Linked DNA regions of Homo sapiens: region 1 is linked to region 2. Evidence: chromatin contacts called from ENCODE Hi-C or POLR2A ChIA-PET data. All regions are on one chromosome and are shown on one strand. The core of a region is the stretch at or near the end of the contact, and the rest is flanking DNA. Distances in the headings are between cores, read along the strand shown. Region 1 overlaps IGF2R (insulin like growth factor 2 receptor). Region 2 overlaps IGF2R (insulin like growth factor 2 receptor).

Region 1 (6,206 bases), core at 1,669-4,168, 60 kb before region 2:
CTTGCATACAAGTGTGATATTAGTTTTAATTTTCTTGCCATGACCACAATCATCACCATCTGAATAAGAGAGTTGAATGTTTCCTTTCTCTTTCATGGGAGAGGAAATAAATTTTCCCAGATTTTTACTTCCATTTTTATCTGGAAGAGAAAGGGGGAGAAAACAGAAGATGTGGTTAAAAATGATCATCACGCAGACAAAGAAGTGACTTAAAAAAAAAAGAAAGAAAGAGAAAGAAAGAAAGAAATCAGCCCAAACCCAGCACGTGCAGCCCTTCTCCAGCCCCCTGAACCCACCAAGGCAGCGGATGGGTTTCCCTAGAGTGCCACGTTTGGCTAGACATTAACAGCCACATTGGGGTCCTCCAGGGTCATCCATAGGTTCAGCCAGAAAGCGCCATGAAGGATGCACAATGCCCTTCCAGGGCAAGAAAGACCAAATGGCTTGCAACATGCATCAGCACCAACTGTAAACTGACATTGTCCCCTACTGTCAGGGCTTCAGCTACCCCAAGACACAAAGTCTTTTGAAAGCACAGCCACACAGCCAAAGGGTGAGAATGTGTCTCATATCCAAAGCAGAAATTAACGAAACCTGTTTAGCAACCCAAGCAGGAGGCCGCTTACTTCTTAGTTCACTTGCTTTTTGTTATAAAGGATTAAAACTCTGTTCCAAAGTCCTTCTTAGTAAAGACATGGACATGCCTGAACCTGCTTTTAAAGACACACCAGCAATTCTGAATACCGAGATAATTCCTAAAATCCAACGAGGCTCACAATTCCTTATTGAATGCTTTTAACAGATTCTCACTATTCTCATAGCCTGGCATTTTCAAAGTGAGTCATAAATGACAAAAATGAAGTGCTAAATACCTGTATCAAATAATTGAGAAGTCTCTGCATGACAGCTACGGGACCAAAACAATGACAGCAAAAGGAAGCGAAGCATGCAAGCCCCTCTTACACTAGGGCTACAGCTGAGATTACACTTCACTCAAGCCATAACTTTTGAACGATTCTAGGCAATAAAGTTGTTAAAAAATAAAATAAAATCACTTGTACACAAACACTGGCAATGTTATTCTTCAGGTTACAAACTAAAAAGATGATGTAGTATTTTCCACGTGGTTCCTTCTGTTCCCAGTTATGGCTTTAGCCCATGTCAGGGAGCTCTAGCCAACTTCAGGATTCCAGAGTGCATCAAGCAATTACTGACATTTGAGTTATGAATGAAAAATTTTTACCATCCTTCATGTGATTATAGAAAGAGGAGGCTTAGATGAACCACAGAAAGATCTTCTAACTCATTCCAAACTGGATGCCCTAGAAAAGCATCACCTAGATCTTCCATCCAGGCACAACTCACCCACTGCACACACTGCCGCGTCCTCGGGACACCCTCGTGCCTTGCCTTCCTGCAGCACTCTGTGACAAATATTAATGAAAAAATGCTTCTTCTCTGTTTCCGTCTGACTGCCATCCACAGCTTCCCAATTCTGCTCTGGTTCTGTAACAAAACAAAAGTGTATTTTAGCCAAAAGCAATGCTGATTTCTCTGAGTCACAGAATAAATAGTGATTAAGCCAAAAGTCAAGGGCTCAAAGTTCCCAAACCACTTCGTCACTCAATCCCCAGCGCTGTTTCTGGAACCCGGGCAGACTGAAAGCACAAAAATTCACCGAGATTCTCAGGTTTCTCATTTAATGTGACAGAAACAAACTACATCCCAATACTTCTTCAGAAGAGTAGGCCCAACTGGGGGACAGAGAACTGAACGGCAAAATTCTCCCAAGCCCCACAGTATGAAATTAGAAACTGAAAACCCAAATCAAGAAGCCAGCCTGTGTCTTGGGACGCAGTAGAGTGGTACATCATTGCTAGTACACCCCGCTTAACACCATTGCTAATACACCCCGCTCGGCCCCTGTGAAGGCCTGTGAAGCTAAAAGAAACCAGCAACCTCTTACACATCTGCAGACTGAGTGCAGGATGCAATGCATGCTACCACAGAAGACAAGCAAGGTACCACAGGTGGCCGCTGAACTCACAAGACTGGTGAGCTGGTCAGTGTGATCAGACACTGATTAGGCACCTGCAGGACGTGAGGGGGCACCAGCTGAGTGTCACCAGCACAGCAAGCAAGGGCGAGGGCATCCACAAAAAGCAAACCACACGGCGAACAGTCGCTGAAGGAGTAACTTACAAAGTGTGTCAAGGAGGAGGTAAAGATATAAAAATACACGTTCTCATTTGAAAATGCTCCCTTTGCAGGTTGGGTACTGGGGTTTGGAAGGCAAAACCCCATGACTCATCAGTGGTGATACAGTACATTTGGAGAAGTACTTTCCAATGTCAACAGCCTAAAAGAAACCATACAAGACTGTGCATGTGAACAAGGACCTGCCCTAAACACTGGAAGTCTGGGGTGGAGCCAGGTGGGCTGTAAAGTCTTAAGGGACTTCTTCAAGCAGTAAGGAATGGTTTTAGCTCTCCCTTCATAATTTACTTAGGGCTATCTACGCACAAATACCACGAAATACTGCAGATTCCAAGAAACCAGAGCTATGTCAGGAAGTCTGTAGATTGAAAAATGTATCTCTCCTTATCTCATAGATCCTAGGTTGTCTCTTATACACAGTAATGTTTAAAAAAAAAAAAGTTAACTTAAGGAATCTAACAGCACCACCCAGTTCACCGTAAGAAACCCGGGCCTGGAGAGCAGCTCGCTCAAGCAAATGTGGTTGGATGCGGCAACACCAGTCCTCAGCCAGGTCTCCAACTCTGCAGCTAGAACTCTTTCCACTTCACAGAAAACCAATGTCTTCACTAGCACACATGTGCCAGAATTAACTATGGCACCGTTCCCAGCAGCACACAGGGTGTTTAACCACAACAGCACTGCCAGCACTCCCTGCCCAGGCGGTTCACAGTGAGGCAGGTTCTCAAACACTCCACAAGAGGGATTCCTCTTTCTAACCTGGTATTTAGCAAACCAGGTGGGACTCAGAAGACAGGAGCAGCAGTGCTGTCACCCTGGCAGTTTTATTTTTCTTTAAAAAAAAACAAGATACATGTGGAGAACGTGCAGGTTTGTTACATAGGTATACATGTGCCATGGTGGTTTGCTGCACCTACTGATCCATCCTCTAAGTTCCCTCCCCTCACCCCCAACCCTAAACAGGCCATGGTGTGTGCTGTTCCCCTCTGTGCCCATGTGTTCTCAATGTTCAACTCCCACTTACGAGCGAGAACATACCGCCAGCAGTTCTGTGACTGTTCTGGGTGGTAATTACATGAGGCAAGTCATTCTCTCTGCTTCGGGTCATCTCCCCCTTACAGAGGCAACTGGCTTCTGTACACCTAATTTGAGCTGCCAAGAGGGTAAAACCAGAAATCCCCCCCATCAGATTATCCCTGCTTGAGACTCCCATTCTTATTATTCCACCTGCTCTGTTTCCTGCTAAATTCCAGGCCCCCAAGGACAGGGGTTGTGCTGTGGGGGGCGCTGCTGCCTCCTTGGCACCTCATCCGGTGCCTGCCGTGCAACAGCAAGCTCAGCCTCGAGTACAAGCCCACTGCACGCTGAGGCAGCGGTGAACAGCAGCCCAAGGTGCACATCCATCTGCCTAGAGGATCCAAACAGAAGAACCCCAGGGGGCAGAGGCTGCAGATCCCACCTCAGAGATGGAAGAGAGGCAGTGTGTAAAAGGGTGAAAACACAAGGTCAAAAATGCTGGTCTCAAATTCAGTTATTTCACCTCCCAGTCCAATGCTCCTTCTAATAATTCACACAGCCACATGAAAAAACTGGGGGAGGGCTGTGACGCAACCCACTGACAAAGAAAATAGTAACCGCATTTCCAAAAGTACTCATGGGAAAATGTTCCATGAGCATGTGGACTAAGACCCGCATGGCAAGGAGGGCAGTACCTGCATGGCGGACCAGCGCGGACAGGTCATAGCGCTTCTTCCCGTCGGTGGCACCGCAGAGGAGGTCTTCCTTCTCCTTAACACAGGCGTATTCCGTGTCCCATGTGAAGAAGTAGGTGCAGTCAACCTCCCCTGTGAATACAGGAGTTCCTTTCCCATCGTTACCTGCACAATTCAAGAGGAGAAATTTAAACTCCATACGTGACCAAAATTGAGGAACAGCTAAGGAGCAAGGAAGAAACTGAACAGGACCAATGCCAACTGCTCCGTTAAAAAATTCAGGTCCAGGTTTTTTTAGAGACCATGGGGATCTGAGTTGACACAGGCTTCTATTAAGCTTCAGATGCTTAACCCTAAGTCCTCGATGGCAGGCCAGCATGCCTTTCACCTTGGGAGACATTGACAGAAGGCTGTGTACAGCATCTCCAAAGATAAGATTAAAAGGGCAGGCAGGAGGAACGCAAGAGCAGTGAGTGGGATCCTCTGCTCCCGGGCTGTGGTCAGCTCCCAGAGGCTCCTGAACATCTCTGGGTGACACTGGGGACTCACAGAAAGGAGGACAGAAATGGAGCTCTAGTTCCCTGTGCACTGCTGACTTAGTGATGCGACTGTGAACAAGACAAGTTCTCTGGGACTCATCCCTAAAGTAAAACAAGAGTGGAAGCCATCTATAGTCAGTCGCTCCCAGTGAAGCACGCCAAGGTCCTATGCCAGCCCCACAATGTTAGCAGCACAACTCCAAACAGTGCTGAAATTCTGTGGTTCCGTCAGTGCACCTGTCTGTAACACCCTCCTCAAATCAAGCCTCTTCTTCCACCAAGAGTGAGCCACCCAGATTTCCCATCCATCAGCAGGAATAGTTCAGGCCTAAGTCTGAAAACCAGCTCTTCACAGGCCACGTCCCCATCCCATGGACGCTGAGATTCAGAGGCTTTGCTGACTTGCTCCTTGCTGGAAATCCTATCCCTGCACCTTTCCAGGCTAGGGGTCCGTGGGCACAACACTCCTTTTCCCACCCCTGATGGTTTCATAATCCTTGTCTGAGCCTCCCACCATGTGATCTGCCTTCTTGAGGTTTGGTATCATAAGCTAGGTAATGATCTAAGAAAACAGGAAGTAAGATTCTGTACCAAGAGCAAATGATATTTCAATTGTAATTTCTATCCAATCTTTAATATTATCATCACTATAATTATAATACCAGCCACAGCGGCAAACCTGTAGTGAGCACAATCTCAGCCAGGCACTGAGCTCAGCACCTCGGCTACATAAAGGCAAGCTGCAGAAGAACAGGCTCTGTTTAAGTACTTTCTTTATACAGTTACGTGCTGCATAACAACATTTGGTCAACAACAGACTGCATATAAAACGGTAGCCTCAAAAGATTATAGTATCGTATTTTTAGTGGACCTTTTCTATGTTTAGATATATTTAGATACTCAAATACTTACCGTTGTGTTACAAGTGCATGCAGTATTCAGTACACTCACATGCTATACACACTTGTAGCCCAGGAGCCAATAGGCTACACCATATAGCTTAGGTGTGCAGCAGGCTATACCATCTAGGTGTGTGTTAAGTACACTCTATGATGTTCACACAATGACAAAATCGCCTAATGACACATTTCTCAGAACATATTCCTATTGTTAAGCAACACATGACTATATTAATGTATTTGATCCTCAAAACCCCATGGCAAAGGTACAATTTTAGCACCATTTTGCAGATTTAGGGTGGCTAAATAATTTGCTTATGGTTTCATAACTAAAAACTAGGGCAGCTGGGAATCAGACCCTGAGGGTCTGCCCTCATCCGTGCTCATAACCACAAGGCAAGATTGCCCCACTCTACTGTGGGGTTTTTTCTATTTTTCTTTTTTTCTTTGGTTTTCTCTCCTGTGTTTTTTGTTTGTTTGGTTGGCTGGTTTGGTTTGGTTTTTAATAAGTACACTAAGCCACTGTCTTTAAGGAATGCCTTCCACCTTCACCTCCTGGGCGCAGCTGACAACCCAGAGGCAGCTACCATAGCTGGGCCCCTGAGCTTGCCGGTCAACTAACAGCAACAGTGACGCGCCTCTGCCTCTCTTCATCCCGCCCACAAGGTTTACACACAGTTTAATCCTACTAGATTCACATTTCACTACTGACAAAGATTTGTATTCTGCAAACGTGAAGAAAAACGTGTAAGTTTACAAATAATTAAATACTACTACAAATCGTCCTAGTACTTTTGAGCTGGTTTTACATCTGAGACATACTAATAATCTGCAGGCAG
Region 2 (5,844 bases), core at 3,303-5,802:
AAGAATGTGTTGAATACATTTTCTGAAAGAAAGAACTTCAGGCCATGCGCAGTGGCACATGCCTGTAATCACAGCACTTTGGGAGGCCAAGGTGGGAGGATCACTTGAGGTCAGGAGTTCGAGACCAGCCTGGCCAACATGGTGAAACCCTGAATCTACTTAAAAAAAAAAAAAAAACACACACACACACACACACACACACACAAAAATTAGCCAGGCATGGTCGCGCACGCTTATAGTCCCAACTACTCGGGAGGCTGAGGCACGAGAATAGCTTGAATCCAGGAGGTGGAGGTTGCAGTGAGCCGAGATCGCACCACTGCACTCCAGACTGGGTGACAGAGTGAGACTCCATCTCAAAAAAAAAAAAAAAAAGTTCTGCAGCAGGATAGGTAAGAAAGCCCAGTGAGCATTTTCCTGAAACTCTGTCAAGTCTTCTAAAAGTCACTGACTCTATGCTGTATTCCATCTCAACTGAAGGAAACCAGCGGGACACAGGAGAGGAGCGGGGAGAACTGCAAAGGCCCCCACAGAAGCGGCTTGTCCACTGGAAACAACCCAGGATCCCTGTCCGTTGTCCCAGTTGTACAAAATTCAGTGACCATCCTCAAGGGAGGCAGCCTGATTTTAGTTAAAATCACTCTTCTGGATGCAAAACCATCTTTCCAAGAACGCTGGTTCTTCAAAACCATCACTCTGGGACAGAAAATGTTCTAGAAAATCAGCAAAAATAAGTAAAATCTTTGCTATTCTATGTCATTTTTCAGAGCGTAAAACAGTTAGCCAATGGTCCCTCTCTCATTCTCAAAAAATCCAAATGCACTCCAAAGGCCAGCCTGACAGCTGGAGAGACACACATGTGCTGCAGCAGCTCCTCCAGACAGTGCTCCCCGGCTGAATCCACAGCTCCAGCACTAGCTGCCATGGCACTTCATACAGCTCAGTGGTGGCATTTTCTGAAGTGTCTGTTATCCCCAATGACACCGTCACTCTGGGACAGTAATGTCTTCCCTCCTGGAGCAATGACTGGCAGATGCAGGATCAGCATCTCTACTGATGGCTTGAGAAGGAAACTGGCCAGTGGCTAAGAACGCATGACAGCACGGCTCTCACCCACACAGCTAACATGTGAGCCAAATCTCCCCACAGAACGTGATGCCATTATCCAACCCTCCCAAGTTCCTCAGCTTTGAAGCCAAATATCCCAAGGCTCAGAATGAGGAACTTGCCCAACATCACGGAATTATAAAGTGAAGAATTAACCTAGGCGGTGTGAGGCCCACGGGTGAGTCCTTAACCAATTAGGTAAACGGCTTCATTTATTTTCCATTTAAAGAAATGGTTTTAACTTTTCAGAAAACATTTAGTTTCAGTTACAACACAAAAACTGGCAAAACATTCCACAAAACTTTAGTTTAAATCTTGTCACAATAAATGCCATTAAAAGGACAGACTCTGTATGGCATAAAGATCTCTGAGTTCCTATTATATTGCCAACCATCTACACAACTTGATTCAATAAAATGCTAGTCATATAGAAAAATTACAGTTATCCCTTCGCAGCACCTTGTAATCACAGATACAAGACCCCCAGTAGAGGCCTGGAACCAGGAATACGGTTTCGGATATGGTTTTTCCTTTACATACATACCCATGATTAAGTTTAATTTATAAATTAGTTGTAAAAGATTAACAACTAATAATAAAATAGCACAATTATAACTGTAATAAAAGGTATGTGAATGTGGCATCTCTCTCTCAAAATATCTTCATATTTTCAGACTGCAAGTGACCATGGGTAACTGAAACCTCAGGAAGTGTAACTGCTGATGGGGGGACTGGTTTATAGTCACTCACTTAATGGCGATACGTCATCAGAAATGTGTCATGAGGCAATTCTGTCACTGCTCAAACATCATCGAGTGTATCTGCACACACATAGATGGTGTCGCCTACTACAAACCTAGGCTATATGGTATGTCCTATTGTTCCCAGGCTACAAACCCACACAGCATGACGCTGCACTGAATACCCCAGGCAACTGTAACATGTGACACATATCTAAACGTAGAAAAGGTGCAGCAAAGATATGGTATAAAGGATTAAAATGGCACACTTGCCTAGGGCACTTATAATGAATGGAGCCTGCAGGACTGGAAGCGGCTCTGGGTGAGTCAGTGAGTGAGTGGACCTAAAGGCCTAGGACCTGACTGGACGCTTTCATAAGACTGGTAGCGCAGTGGGTTCGTTTACAGCAGTATTACCACAAACATGTGACTAATGCATTGTGCTACGACATTACAATGGCTACAGCATCACTAGGTGATAAGAATTGTTCAGCTTCATCCTAATCTTCTAGGACCAAGGTCATTTATGCAGACTGTAGTTTATGCAGTCCGTCATTGGCCAAAACGCTTCTCTTCTCGTTTTTAATGTCATGGATACTACTTATATCGTAAAGGCAGAATTCTCAGAATGGTTGAACCCATCTGAGGACAGCCTCTATGAAAAAGCTGTGAACTGTCTGAAGATTCAGACCACATCACATCATGCTGATCAACAGATCATATGCTTTTCCTTGCTCAACTTCTTCCCCAAGCTTAAACTTCTGCTACTCTATACTCCCAGTCCAGTTCTGCTTTCTCTTCTGCACAGTGTGAATTGCCAAACACCAGAGCATTGCCTTCCACAACCTCTCTTCCCATACCCAACTGGTTTCCATGGAAATAATATCAAGTCCCTCAGCCGGCTCCTTCCCACTGGCTGCACTGTCCTTGCTATTTCTATGTAAGCAGCTTGTGAACTCTACAAACAAGGTCCACATCTATATTGTCTTCCTCAACTCAGATGCACACTCTCCTTTAATGAGACTACTCAGCTCAGCAGAGTCCAACAGTGACACAACTCAGAAACATTCTACAATCAAACCATCAGGCCCAGCAGGAAACGGGGAGCAGCAGAAGTCAAATACAAGGCAAATGACTTTAGAAGATCTCTGCTTTTAAAGCAAAGTCTGTGGCAGAAACATACCCTATTTTTTTAATTTAACAAGGGCAATTAATTTAACCATATAAACCAAGCACACAGTCGGAATCTTTCCCATAAAGAAAGCTCAGATACTGTTTTGCTCCTGACTGTAATCTCACTGCTTCTGCTGAAACTATCCTGGAGAACTGCAGTCAGTCCACGCCTGTTCAGAAGTACAGAGGTTCCATTTTAACCTCATTTGCTTGAAATTTCATAATATCCTGAAAGGTGTTGGCAGATTACCAATTAGAAGGAAGCACACAAGTAACAGACTGTCAGCTGGTTAACCCAGAGACAGGAAGGTGTTTCTACTTTCCTGCTACTGTTCCAGCAAGGGCCGCAATCGAAACCCACCCTGGTCCAGACGAAACCAATCGAGGGGCTGCAATGAAGAAGTCAATGTAGCCCCAGGCCGACACAGCTGCCTAGAGTTCAAAAAGCTTAAAACAGAGATGCAGAGCCATCTCCACTGAGTGAGTTCTAAATGTCTGTCCAAAAATGAAAAATAAAAAATTCAAAATACAATGTCATAGGGATACAGATATAGAATATCTTTAAACTGACATTGGTATCTTAATATGACACCTCTCAGAGTTTTCATATATGCCATCACTCAATGCTTGCAAAACCACAATAGCTTGCAAGATGTAATTTGGAGTTCTTTCCTTTTAAAAACAGCTAGCATCTAAAGTATGTAAAATTCTATGATCAAAATATATGGTATGCTCAATCTCTTAAAGAAAATAAATCTTAGAAAACTGGGTTCCTTCCCTTCAACACAAAACATCTCCATGAAGTATCACTCTGTCCCTTCCTCATTTATTGCCATATATCCAAACTCTTTTAAAATATATCTTAGTTTCCTCAGTCCCTGTGAATCTTGGGGTTATGCTAATGGTCATGTAACTATTAAACATTTTACTACTGGCCTGCAATTAATAAAGCAAGATAAAGGCAGGATGGGATCAGTAATAATAAAAGTAGGCACGTGTGAATCTGTAATTTGGTTTCCTTAAAAGACAGAAACCCAGTTGGTGACACATAAGTGAAATTCACATAACAAGATACATGGTCACTAGCTAGAGAAATGTTTCTCTGAGTCTACAGCAAGCAACAAATCTAACATGTTGGAGACAAAGAGAATGTGAAGTGTTTCCAACCTGAACATCCAAAAAAGATTCTCCTACTTTCGACATGCACGCAAGTCCTCTAACAGAGTATTCAAGAAATCACCTGGCTCACTACTGTCCCTCAACAGTATCAGACAGTGTTTCAGCTCATACATATCCAGCACAGTCACCTTCAGAAATCCAGACCAGTCTCCTTAACTAAGGAGAAAGGGAAAAAACAGCAAGGAAGAGGAGCAAGGAGGCAGGGTTCCCACACTGGACCTTGGGAGCAGAATGTCAAGAGCCTAAGGTAACCACTGTCGTCAACAACTTGCTGTTGCCTACACTAAAAGAGAAACAATCTGATTTGCATGAAGACTCCTACCCCGAGCTGAAGGCTGGGGAAGCACGTGAGTTTGACACAGCATGGCCAGAGCTTATATAGGAAGTACTTCACTTCCTATTCTAACAAACCCACAAAGCTGTGGACAAAGATACAGGGCCGACAAATACAAATAAATAGAAGCAGGGAAATGCCAAACGTCAGCCTTTGGTTTTCCCTGAGAGGTATGCAGGGTCTGGAAGGAAGCCCGGTGTATGGAGAGGGATCCGGCTGGAAGCCCTAAGTCAAACACGACATCTAAGTTGATGTCAGAGCCCAGGGAACCAGGGCAGGCAATGGGGACTGCGTAACAGAGGTCACCTGGAATAGAGAGGGGGCACGCTACCCTAAGAAAGGTGCCATGAAGGGCCTGGGCCAGATTCCTGCCCCAGCGCTGACTAACAAGCTGTGTGAGCCAGTCTCTCCCAGCTCAACTTCCTCGACAAAACTCAGCTAGCCTACAAGGTCATTGTGAGGAGAAAACCACCACCAGGAACACAGAGCTATCGAAACAGACTATGATCTAAAGCTTTCATTTGAATCCAGAGAGAGAGTTGGACTGCTTAAAAACTAAGTTTACAAAAAAAGGTGAGTTGGCTGGGGGCGGGGGGTGCCCTCTGAAAGGAGTGTCACATGACACTGGCAAGGAACTGGAGGGAGAGACGGGCAGGCCCCTGTCCGGAGGCATCTCCTAGGAGCTGATGAAGACAGAGACACACGCACTCAGACAAACACACTCACACACACACACTCAGACACACACACTTGCACTCACAGACACTCAGACACACACACTTGCACTCACACACTCGTGCACTCACACACGCACTCACGCACACATACACACTCAACTGCCTCCTGGGACCTCTCAGGACAAGGATGCCACTCTGGCCTGCCCGCCCTGCACCATCCACAACAGAGACAGGTGAGTCCAGAGCTTCCAGCAGAAGAGCAGCAGGGGAAACAGAACAAGGGCAAACACACCAGGGTGTGGCGTTCCCAGGAGGTGGGCAAGTGCCCTCCACAACAGAAAGCTACCACAAAAATGGCTGGTCCTCTCTGCTATCCTTGGCTCAGATCAACTCAACAGTACAGGATGCAGGCCAGTATTTCAACCCTAAACCCTGCTCCGTGATGATTTTCTTCCAATCAGAGCAATTACCTGGGCGGTCTCATACTTTGCTCCTCATGTATAAAGAAGAGTTGTAGATGGGCTAAACTCCCTGCTTTGCCATGTGGATGTCTGAGGCCAACCGCCTTTAAGGACAATCCAGCCCCCAGCGCAGAATTCAGACCTTAATGTTCAGCCCCCTACTCTCCCTGTCA

What was found. A loop is a pair of places that touch in the nucleus more often than their neighbours do. ChIA-PET counts read pairs that join two places held with the same protein, here RNA polymerase II (POLR2A). Pooled maps may share reads with other maps.
Region 1: a loop to region 2 is called in a map of right lobe of liver, with 3 times the contacts of the local background. The contact joins two enhancer-like sites. A Hi-C loop is called at or near these places in 48 of 168 maps with a recorded cell type or tissue (Calu3, HepG2, IMR-90 and 29 more), 1 of 37 single-sample maps with no recorded cell type and 19 of 50 pooled maps. POLR2A ChIA-PET finds 5 or more read pairs at or near these places in 7 of 52 experiments (AG04450, CD8-positive, alpha-beta memory T cell, K562 and 4 more).

What each region holds. Positions count from the first base shown.
Region 1 is chr6:160,038,448-160,044,653 of GRCh38, reverse strand. IGF2R (insulin like growth factor 2 receptor) reads right to left here. Exons shown (of 48, transcript NM_000876.4): 11 at 3,930-4,094; 12 at 1,366-1,506; 13 at 1-140. Among named protein-coding and RNA genes, the nearest start is that of AIRN, 34 kb to the right of the region's middle. Within about 2 kb of position 2,918, at least 7 of the 41 ENCODE cell types and tissues checked have a DNase peak (open chromatin) inside an H3K27ac peak, as active enhancers do; they include ascending aorta, gastrocnemius medialis, psoas muscle and 1 more, where a contact is called at or near this core.
Region 2 is chr6:159,980,764-159,986,607 of GRCh38, reverse strand. All of the region lies in intron 1 of IGF2R (insulin like growth factor 2 receptor), which reads right to left. Among named protein-coding and RNA genes, the nearest start is that of IGF2R, 15 kb to the right of the region's middle. RefSeq lists silencers at 1,817-2,111, 3,117-3,411 and enhancers at 3,290-3,529, 4,277-4,446, 4,637-4,746, 4,757-4,806, 5,639-5,844. Within about 2 kb of position 4,552, at least 28 of the 41 ENCODE cell types and tissues checked have a DNase peak (open chromatin) inside an H3K27ac peak, as active enhancers do; they include ascending aorta, gastrocnemius medialis, psoas muscle and 1 more, where a contact is called at or near this core.